2 separate regions of the Homo sapiens genome follow, and region 1 is linked to region 2. A link is an interaction called in ENCODE POLR2A ChIA-PET data of the cell type or tissue named here. Cell type or tissue: HepG2. All regions are shown on one strand. Each heading gives the region's core, and the rest is flanking DNA. Links, peaks and the distances in the headings are about the cores only. Region 1 overlaps LOC107984265 (a long non-coding RNA gene). Region 2 overlaps WBP1L (WW domain binding protein 1 like).

Region 1 (5,373 bases), core at 138-5,137, 95 kb after region 2:
GCTATGAAGGAGGTATTTTTATTTTTGCTTTTAAATAATGTAGCAGGAGCCCATGAAGCCAGTGCAACCCTTTAAAGATGGTGATTTCTCATGGTTATGAGGAAGATTCATTGGTTTGTGTGAGATAAAAACCAGACAAATACCCCACGTTGTTTCTTTACTAAACTCCCTTATGCCTCCCTCACAATGCTGATTTTTCTAATTTTACAGAAAACTGAGGCTGAGTATATTCAAATGGTTTAAATGATGGGATCACTTTTTTTGTTTGTTTTTGAGACAGGGTCTTGTTCTGTCACCGAGGCTGGAGTGCAGTGGGGCGATCTGGGCTTACTGCAACCTCTGCCTCTTGGGCTCAAGTGATCCTCCCATCTCAGCCTTCCGAGTAGCAGGGACTACAAGCATGCGCCACCATCACAGAGCTAATTTTTGTATTTTTTGTGGAGATAGGGTCTTCCTGTGGTGCGCAGGCTGGTCTAGAACTCTTGGGCTCAAGCGATCCACCTGCCTCGGCCTCCCAAAGTGTGGGGATTACAGGCATGAGCCACCGTGCCTGGCCGGGATCACATTCTAATAAATGTTAGAACAAAGGCCAGAACTTGTTCTGACTCTTATACCATTGTATTAAATGGTTTGTCCTTGTTTTCCTTTAGGGAATTTTCCCAAATTTAAGAATATAGCAACTAAAAAGGGAAATGATTACTATAAAAGTAAGGATAGTGGCCAGGGGTGTGGTGGCTCACACCTGTAATCCCAGAACTTTGGGAGACTGAGGCAGGCAGATCACTTGAGATTAGGAGTTTGAGACTAGCCTGTCTAACATGGCGAAACCCCATCTCTACTAAAAATACAAAAATTAGCTGGGCGTGGTGGTGTGCACCTGTAATTCCAGTTACTCAGGAGGCTGAGGTGGGAGAATTGCTTGAACCCGGGAGGTGGAGGTTGCAGTGAGTCAAGATTGCACCACTGCCCTCCAGCCTAGGCAACAGAGCAGGAATCTGTCTCAAAAAAAAAAAAAAAAAAAAAGTAAGGATAGTAGATACATCTGGATTAGAGGGAGAGGTGTGTAGTCTAGTGGTCTAGAAGGGATATATAGGGGTTTTCTTGACTAGGGGGTGGTCACCTTTACCATGATAATTATCAAGTGAACATAGTCTGCCTGGGGCTGTCCCAGTTTAAGCCTCAAACCAGGTTAAATTTTTTTTTTTTTTTGACACGGAGTCTTGCTCTGTCACTGAGGCTGGACTGCAGCGGCGTGATCTCAGCTCACTGCAACCTCTGCCTCCCGGATTCCAGCTATTCTCCTGCCTCTGCCTCCCAAGTAGCTGAGATTACAGGCGCCCACCACCACACCCAACTAATTTTTATATTTTTAGTAGAGACATGGTTTCGCCATATTGGCCAGACTGGTCTCGAACTCCTGACCTCAGGTAATCCACCTGCCTTGGCCTCCCAAAGTGCTGGGATTACAGGCGTGAGCCACCATGCCCAGCCAGGTTAAATATTAATAGTAGCCTTTTTTCATTTTCAAAGGGGTTCTGTTTTAGATGATATGTTATGTGTTCAGCTATTATACTGTACATTTATGTTTTATGCACTTTTATGTATTTATTATATGTCAAAAATGTTTTTAAGTTAAAAAAATTAGTATCAGGAAGTCTGGCCTATGATCAGGAGTCCAGGCCAACCTGGGAAACCTTGCATTTGCTTTAAGATTCAAGATTACTACAGAGACCACAGCAGTAGTATTGCCAATCCAGGTGTGGACTTCCTGAACAGAGGCTGTGATGCCCCACCTTGGTTTTCTTCTGGCTCCTGTGACATGAGATAGTTAGCTTTGGTTCTTTGTCCTGCATATGGCTGGAGAAGTGGCATAGCTCTTAGTTCTAATTGTGAAGGTCAGTCCAAGATAATATATGAGAAAGTGCATTGTAAACAGTTTAGGTTTTTTCTACTTTGAGTGGCAGGAGTTTCCTAAATTCCTAGATCGGCAGGACCTCAACATCATTGCAGTGCTACCTGTCAGGTTAATCTTCCTGTAATACAGCCTTTCTACTTGAAACTTTTTACTATAACTCCTGGATACCTACAGAATGAAATCTAAAGTCCTAAACTTGGCATTCAACGCACCACAAACTGACATCCAACCAAGTTTCCAACACTATTTCTGCTGTTCCTCTTCATTGGCTATTGAACCACATTCAACCATGTGGTGTTCCAAAAATGCTGTTCCCTTTCCAACCTCACCTCATACTTTTCTCTCCAGTAGAATGCCTTGTTCTTTCTTATTTTATTTTTATTTTTTTTGACGGAGTCTTGCTCTTTTGCCCAGGCTGGAGTGCAGTGGCATGATCTTGGCTCACTGCAAACTTCTGCCTCCTGGGATTGATTCTCCTGCCTCAGCCTCCCAAGTAGCTGGGATTACAGGCACCCGCCACCACGCCTGGCTAATTTTTGTATTTTTATTAGAGATGGGGTTTCACCATGTTGGCCAGGCTGGTCTTGAACTCTTGACCTCATGACCCACCCACCTCAGCCTCTCAAAGTGCTGGGATTGCAGGCGTGAGCCACCGTGCCTGGCTTCTTTCTTATCTTTCAATCCCTTTGGTGGGGACCGAATGTCCGTGTCTCCCCAAAATTCATACATTGAAGCCCACAAGGTGACTGTATTTGAAGATGGAACCTCTAAGGAAGTACTTAAGGTTAACATAGGTCATCAGGGTGGGGCCCTGATCCAGGCGCCTAGTGTCCTTACAAGAAGAGACACCTAGGCCGGGCACAATGGCTCACGCCTGTAATCCCAGCACTTTGGGAGGCCGAGGCGGGCGGATCACGAGGTCAGGAGATCGAGACCATCTTGGCTAACACGGTGAAACCCTGTCTCTACTAAAAAAAAATACAAAAAATTAGCCGGGCGTGGTGGCGGGCGCCTGTAATCCCAGCTACTTGGGAGGCTGAGGCAGGAGAATGGCGTGAACCCGGGAGGTGGAGCTTGCAGTGAGCCAAGATCGCGCCACTGCAGTCCAGCCTGGGCGACAGAGCAAGACTCCGTCTCAAAAAAAAAAAAAAAAAAAAAAAAAAAAAAAAAGAAGAGACACCAGAGAGCTGGCTCTCTCTGTGCACATATAGAGGAAAGTCCATATGAGGACAAAGTGGCTGTCTGCAAGCCAGGAAGAGAGGCTTCCCTGGAAACTCACCCTGTTGGACCTTGATCTGGAACTTTTAGCCTCCAGAACAGTGTCCATTGTATAGGCCAACCCGTCTGTTATGGTTTGTTTGTTTTTGTTTTTTTTTTTTGAGAGACGGAGTCTCACTCTGTCGCCCAAGCTGGAATGCAGTGGCACAATCTCGGCTCACTGCAATCTCCGCTCACTGCAATCTCCGCCTCCTGGTTCTAGCAATTCTCCTGCCTCAGCCTCCCAAGTAGCTGGGACTACAGGTGCACACCGCCACGCCTGGCTAATTTTTTGTATTTTAGTAGAGACTGGGTTTCACTGTGTTGCCCAGTCTGGTCTCTAACTCCTGAGCTCAGGCAATCCACCTGCCTCGGCCTCCCAAAGTGCTAGGATTACACGCGTGAGCCACCACACCCAGCCCTGTTATCGTTAATACTGAGTGTCAACTTGATTGAAGGATGCAAAGTATTGTTCCTGGGTGGGTCTGTGAGGGTGTTGCCAAAGGAGATTAACATTTGAGTCAGCGGGCTGGGGAAGGCAGACCCACCCTTAATCTGGTGGCCACAATCTAATCAGTTGCCAGCGAATATAAAGCAGGCAGAAAAACGTGAAAATGTGAGACTGGCCTAGCCTCCCAGCCTACCTCTTTCTCCTGTGCTGGATACTTCCTGCCCTCCAACATTGGACTCCAAGTTCTTCAATTTGGAGATTCAGATTGGGTCTCCTCGCTTCTCAAGCTTGCAGACAGCCAATTGTGGGACCTCGTGATCGTTTAAGTTAATACTTAATAAACTCATTTATATATATATATATATATAAAGGCTATATATATATATAAAGGCTATATATATATAGGCTATATATATAAAGGCTATATATATATAAAGGCTATATATATATAAAGGCTCTCTCTCTATATAAAGGCTATATATATATAAAGGCTCTCTCTATATATAAAGGATATATATATAAAAAGGATATATCTATAAAAAGGATATATCTATATAAAGGATATATATCTATATAAAGGATATATATCTATATAAAGGATATATATCTATATATAGGATATATATATATATAAAGTTCTGTCCCTCTAGGGAACCCTGAGTGATACACTGTCTACAGTATTTTGTTATGGCACCGTGAGCACACTAAGACACCCTTTTTGGAATAGCTCTGACATGGCATATACCTAAAACTTCTATTCCTCAAAGTTCTTCAATCCTTCCCCTTTATTTTACTTCTTAAGACATTTGATGCTCTATCTTGTATTATGTAGTTATTTATGTAAACATTTGCTAACTTCCTTGCTAGTAAGTTTTTAGGGTAACCCCTGATTCCATATTGCAGCTCTGCAGTGCCTAGTACACGGTTTGGAAGTTATTAAATATACAATATATATTAGTTGATAAATTTACAAATAAAAGGGGAAAACTAAATGAGGTGAGAAAACACAAACTTTTTATTTAAAATTTAAAGAGGACATAGAAAATTGAGGCAATGTATTACTAAATGGGAACAAATAAGTTAAATCTTCAGTTTAGTGATATTTAAAATAAATAGGTTCCTGCCAGCAGAGGTGTTAAAATATATATATAAAAAAAATAGGTATCTCAGAGGAACTAAAAATAGGGGCGGTTTTGTTTTGTTTTGTTTCTCCCACTGACATGTTGTTTTGTCTTTGCATGGGGGGATTTGACTTATTGGAGTAGAATTTTAGCCCAGCTTCAGAGGCTGTGGAGAAAAGACCATGGGAATGAGCTTAGCTGGTATGGGAAAGCTGATATTTTATGACTAGGGTCATAAATGGAAGCTCTGGTGTCAGCACCCTGCAGGTCTGAGTCTTATGGGAGGGCTCAGAATTGGACATTCAGGACCTATTTGTTTTCCTGGCATCTTATTCCTAGTTACCATCCTCCTGTCAGAGTCTTCTTTATTTCCCACCTGTTTCTCACTTCCCAAATGTAATTTTAAATTAGTCTTTTGAATAGGTAAGATTCATATGGTTCAACATTTTAAAACTTCTATATAGAAGTGAACTGCTTCCCTAAAAGCATGGCCTGGGTTGAGTGTTTTAGTCACAGTGATAAGGATAACCAAGCTCAGAGCCTTGCTTACACCCTTGTCCACACCTGAGCAGGAGGCTGGAAGAAACAGGCATAAAGAGCGTTCTAGAAGATTCTAGAAAATCTCACAG
Region 2 (5,373 bases), core at 218-5,217:
GAAGAAAAGTAGTTAAGAAGTCTGAAGTTAGGGACCCTGGCCCTGAGGCCTGTGGGACTTGGATGAAGGACACACTCTAAGCAAGAACATGAGACTTGTGTGCATGTGGAAGTGGGTCCATTCCAGGCAGAAGTTATTTTTTGGCCATCTACCACGTTTGCCTAATTCTCTGCCTTAACTCCCAACAGGCGTGAAGTCCTTGCCTACGAAGCAGCTTTAGGGGCTCTCAGATTTCAAGAAGCTAGGTTAGGCCCTTCCCAAACTGCCCCTCTCTCTCTGCAGAATTGCTCGCAGCTGTCTCTCCTCTGCTCACAACCAAGAGCTGTAGCCATCACTTGTTGGGTGCTCTGGGGTGGGAAGAGACAATGCAAATATTCAGTGGGAGCTTTGCAGTCTGCCTAGAACAATGACCAGTGCAGTAATTTCTCCTTCCTACCTCCCCATTTTAGGGTTTTTGCCAAACTATTTACTACCTCCTTATGAGGAAGTGGTGAACCGACCTCCAACTCCTCCCCCACCATACAGTGCCTTCCAGCTACAGCAGCAGCAGCTGCTGCCTCCACAGTGTGGCCCTGCAGGTGGCAGTCCCCCGGGCATCGATCCCACCAGGGGATCCCAGGGGGCACAGAGCAGCCCCTTGTCTGAGCCCAGCAGAAGCAGCACAAGACCCCCAAGCATCGCTGACCCTGATCCCTCTGACCTACCAGTTGACCGAGCAGCCACCAAAGCCCCAGGGATGGAGCCCAGTGGCTCTGTGGCTGGCCTGGGGGAGCTGGACCCGGGGGCCTTCCTGGACAAAGATGCAGAATGTAGGGAGGAGCTGCTGAAAGATGACAGCTCTGAACACGGCGCACCCGACAGCAAAGAGAAGACGCCTGGGAGACATCGCCGCTTCACAGGTGACTCGGGCATTGAAGTGTGTGTGTGCAACCGGGGCCACCATGACGATGACCTCAAAGAGTTCAACACACTCATCGATGATGCTCTGGATGGGCCCCTGGACTTCTGCGACAGCTGCCATGTGCGGCCCCCTGGTGATGAGGAGGAAGGCCTCTGTCAGTCCTCTGAGGAGCAGGCTCGAGAGCCTGGGCACCCGCACCTGCCACGGCCGCCCGCATGCCTGCTGCTGAACACCATCAACGAGCAGGACTCTCCCAACTCCCAGAGCAGCAGCTCCCCCAGCTAGAGCAGGTCCTGCCAGCACCCAGCAACTTGGCAAAGCAACCAGGGTAGGGGAGAACCACGAGAGAAGCATTAAGTGACTTTCAAAGACTTTCAGAGTACAGCCACTTGGTTCCTTTTTGTTTGTTTTCCTTCTCCTCTCCTGCATTTTCCTCCATCTCCAGGTACAGTTCGGGGTGTGGATGCCTCTTCCTCCACAAGGGCACAGTGTTGTGGAGGGCTAAGTTGGTTCTGTGACTCATTCCTCATACCCTAACTCCATCTCCTTTCTTTAAAGTCAAATCTCACCTACCTGTTTGGGTCAGAGAGATGTGTTTTAAAAGCCCCCAAGGAAGGAGGCTGGGACTGTGCCCTGACATGATTCTTGGTGATGGAATAGGTTTGTGCTCTGATTCTAGTTTAAGAGAACGTTGCTGTATCTCAGTCCAGGAGAGGCAGCCCATCTTGGCCCTGGATGAAGAAGGAAACCCACAGAGGCCCAGGGCTTGTCATTGGGCTGCCAGTGTCTGCCAAGCCAGCATTGAGCTAATCCTGTGGGAGGATGAGAGCTACTGGGCCGTTGTATGATAGGTTGGTAGGGGCTTGTTGATCTGTCAAATTCCAGGTGACAAGATCTATGCACCCCATGCGTCCTTGAGGGGCCTCTTCCCCGCAGGCTCTGGCTGGCCGCAGGCTGGTTCTGGTGTGAAAGGTTATACTGCCTTTTCTTTGTTTGTTTGTTTTTTTCTCTAAAAACAAACAGCAAAAGACAGCTGAAAACAAGAACTTCACCGGTGGGCAGGCAAGAATTCTCTTCTGGAAAATGACGTTTGTGGCTCTTTCCCAAGTTGGCCTTCAAAGAGCCTGCCTGCTGTTGAGCCAGAAGATGTCTCGTGTGAAGGCTGGGGTGGCGGCTGTCTTGGAACCTCTGTGAGCAGGAGGCCCTAAGCCGCAGCAGTGGATAGAGGTGCAGCTCTCTGCCTCTCTGCCCTTTGGTCTGTGTTCACAGGTGACCCGTGTCAGCCTGCATCGCAAGCACACACCCTGCGGGCCTTCAAGTCTCACTGTTCCGTATGAGGAAACAGACAGCGGACTGAGGAAGCGATGGCCCCAGAGAAAGGGCCCCTGTAGCCTGGCTCTCACACAGTATTTTATCTTTGATTCTGAATAAATATTTTTTGTGGGGTTTTTTTTTTTTTTTTGGTGGCAGTTGTTTGTTTTAAACTGACCACTTGGAAGAAACACCTTGGTTATCTGTGGTTTTCATGCCTTGTCCCTGCCTCTACCCCCACCCCTTTTGAGTCGGGTGACTCATTTTTCTGTGTAGAGACTCGGTGGCCCAGGCAGGAGGTGAAAGCAGCCATCCGGAAGGCCCTGGGGACCCTTGTGCCTGTTGCTCGCCTTCAGGTCACCAGCTGAGCTGCGATAGGAAAATCTGAATGGAGGCAGCAAACAGCCAAAACAAACATTCCCCACCCGGCCCTGTGCATATGAAGTCTTTCTTCCCCCAACTCTTGAACGATGATGATATTCAGACGAAGCATTGATGTTATGGAAGAAAGAAAGAAACAAACAAAATATATATATATATGTCCAAAAACAGACAAATCCAAGGGTGTGAGGTAAACGAGTGTCTGCATTTAGATTCCACAAAACCAAAATCCATGTTGAACAAAGTTAAGTCCGTACACAGTGACTTTTTGGGTGAGCCGTGTGTGTCTGTCTGTTGTGTGTGTGCCTCAAGCCCTGTTTTCCTGTGAAGATACTTTGAGTGGCAGCCATTCTCTCCACGTGAACCACACGTCTGGAGCACAGACAGGCCTCTCAAGGTCATTGATCTTACGCATTTACTGTTTACCGAACAAATGTCTGACTGTGTACTCGGGTGTACTCCGCAGCATTGTCGACTGCAGTCCCCTGTGTTTGCCAGAGATACTGTGCTCGAAGTAGAGGTTTTACTCTACTCATCACTGCGATTTGCACATTGCTCCGTGGACACTCGGAGGCCTGCGTTCTGTTCCCTATAAATGGAAGCGTGCTCTGAGCCTGTCTGCCTCCCTCGGCTGCTGCTGGTCCTCAGTACCAGCGCCCGGGGGTGTCCACAACCACTTGGGACAGAAGAAGGTGGAATTTCAGACAGAAGCTTGACTGGGTCTTCAATGACAGGCTTGGACTAGCTGTGGCCCAGACATCGGCCCTGCCCAGAATTGCCAGGAGGAGGCTTTGCAGGCTCTAGAGGAGCCGCAGGGCCTGCCTGCCTCTGGTGAGTCCAACAGGCACAAGCAAGCTGGCGTGTGGCCAGAGGTAGCCGGAGTGTGTCACAGCCCCTCAGATGCCTTTCCTTCCACCTTTTTTTATTTTTTAAGAATCCCAAATAACTCACTGAAGTGTCTCAAAGGCGAACAAGTTTTACCAAAATGAATCCTTTTTCAGTTAACAGATCAAATGGATGAGTTCTGAGCCTCTCAAGTTCCTTTCCCCAGTTAGAGTGGGGAACTGGGCAAGTGTTAACTGTGGGACTCACTGCAGCGTCCTATCCTAAAGGCACGAGAAGACGGAAATGCAACCTGCGGAGCTGGGCTTGGTTCCCAGGTCACAGTTTGGCCCCCGCTACAGGATGCTGCCCTGCTCAGAGAGAGATTTAATAGGGAGCTGAAGGAATCGTTAGGGGGCCAGGGAGATGTGACTGAGGCTGGCTTTCCACGTGAATGAGACGGGGTCGGTGGAGGGTTTGGTGCTACAGCCAGTCAGAAGATTTGCAAATGCGAACACATTCCTGTGTGAGGCACGTTACCCTTTGTCAGTTATTGTGAATATGTGTATTTTAAGCAATAAGATTCAGCTGGTCAGACTTTTCTGGGCAGTCTCAGTGACGCATTTCCTGTGCTGTGATTGTTCTGAAGACAGAGTGGCTCTAACCACTGTGAGAAGCCCAAATAAAAATTGATCCCAAAAATGCTACTGCTCTTTCTTGCTGCACTTTGTTCCCTCTTCTTCTTCCTCAGTCTTCAGGAAATTGCACCTCAAGATCCTAAACCACAAGCACTTTTCTCCACACAGAGACTGAGAGGTTGTCACACAGTCATTGAGGATAGGGCCCTGGGCCAAAGAGAAACCACAGGGCCAAGGGCAGCTGGACAGTGCTGCTGGGTCCACACTCTGTTCTGAGGAGTCCTCCCCTCTCTCTGTCAGGGTGTGTTCCTGATGTTTGGAATACTTTGGAAAGTCCCACAAACAGGCTAAAATCAGATCCCGAGAAAGCAGAGACAAGTTTTGTCAGATACCCTGTTGCTAAAACATGGCTTTTTTTTGAGACACAGTCTCACTCTGCCGCCCAGGCTGGAGTGCAGTGGCGCGATCTTGTCTCACGCAGCCTCTGCCTCCCAGGTTCAAGTGATTCTCCTGCCTCAGCCTCCTGAGTAGCTGGGATTACAGGTGCCTACCACCACGCCCGGCTCATTTTTGTATTTTTAGTAGAGACGAGGTTTCACCATGTTGGCCAGGCTGGTCTCAAATCTCCTGACCTCAGGTGATCCGCCTGCCTTGAGCTCCCAAAGTGCTGGGATAACAGGCCAGCCACCCTGGCCTGGGACTATAGGCATGAGCCACTGTGCCCAGCTATTTTTTTATTTTTATTTTTTAAATAACAGAGATGGGCTGGGCGAGGTGGCTCACGCCTGTAATCCCAGCATTTTGGGAGGCCAAGCTAGGCAGATCACTTGAGCTCAGGAGTTTGAGACCAGTCTGGGTAACATGGCAAAACACCATCTCTACAAAAAATACAAAACTTGGCTGGGTGTGGTGCTGTGTGCCTGTGGTCCCAGCTATGTGGGAGGCTGAGGTGGGAGGATGGCTTGAGCCCAGGAAGTGGAGGCTGTAGTGAGCTGAGATCACACCACTGCACTCCAGCCTGGGCAACAGAGCGAGACCCTGTATCAAAAAAAAAAAAAAAAAAAAAGAAAAAAACTATATGTATGTATATATATATATATATAGAGAGAGAGAGATAGGGTCTGACTGTGTTGCCCAGGCTGGGCTCAAGTGATCCTATAGAGTCTAACTATGTTGCCCAGGCTGGGCTCAAGTGATCGTACTGGCTTGGTTTCCCAAAGTGCTGGGATTACAGGTGTAAGTCACTGTGCCCGGCCAAAACATGGCATTTAAAAGAAAGCAAGCACTCTGAGAGATCTTTTTTGTTGATATGATAGACAT

What was found. Peaks named below come from ENCODE experiments on the same cell type or tissue, not always from the same donor. Only the 100,000 strongest peaks of a DNase experiment are listed, where the experiment ranks them.
Region 1: POLR2A ChIA-PET joins it to region 2 with 5 read pairs; 7 of 35 experiments call an interaction of 5 or more read pairs at or near these places.

Annotation. Positions count from the first base shown.
Region 1 is chr10:102,906,989-102,912,361 of GRCh38, forward strand. All of the region lies in intron 1 of LOC107984265 (a long non-coding RNA gene), which reads right to left. Among named protein-coding and RNA genes, the nearest start is that of CNNM2, 8.6 kb to the right of the region's middle. RefSeq lists an enhancer at 3,044-3,338 and a silencer at 3,044-3,338. In HepG2, for the core only: no CTCF peak of the experiment used is centred there; a DNase peak (open chromatin) is centred at 3,193.
Region 2 is chr10:102,812,146-102,817,518 of GRCh38, forward strand. WBP1L (WW domain binding protein 1 like) reads left to right here. Exons shown (of 4, transcript NM_001083913.2): 4 at 450-4,117. The coding sequence ends at 1,186. Among named protein-coding and RNA genes, the nearest start is that of CYP17A1-AS1, 18 kb to the right of the region's middle. RefSeq lists an enhancer at 3,275-3,808. In HepG2, for the core only: a CTCF peak has its summit at 3,046; DNase peaks (open chromatin) are centred at 2,156, 2,526, 3,016, 3,426 and 1 weaker place; H3K4me3 peaks cover 1,409 bases.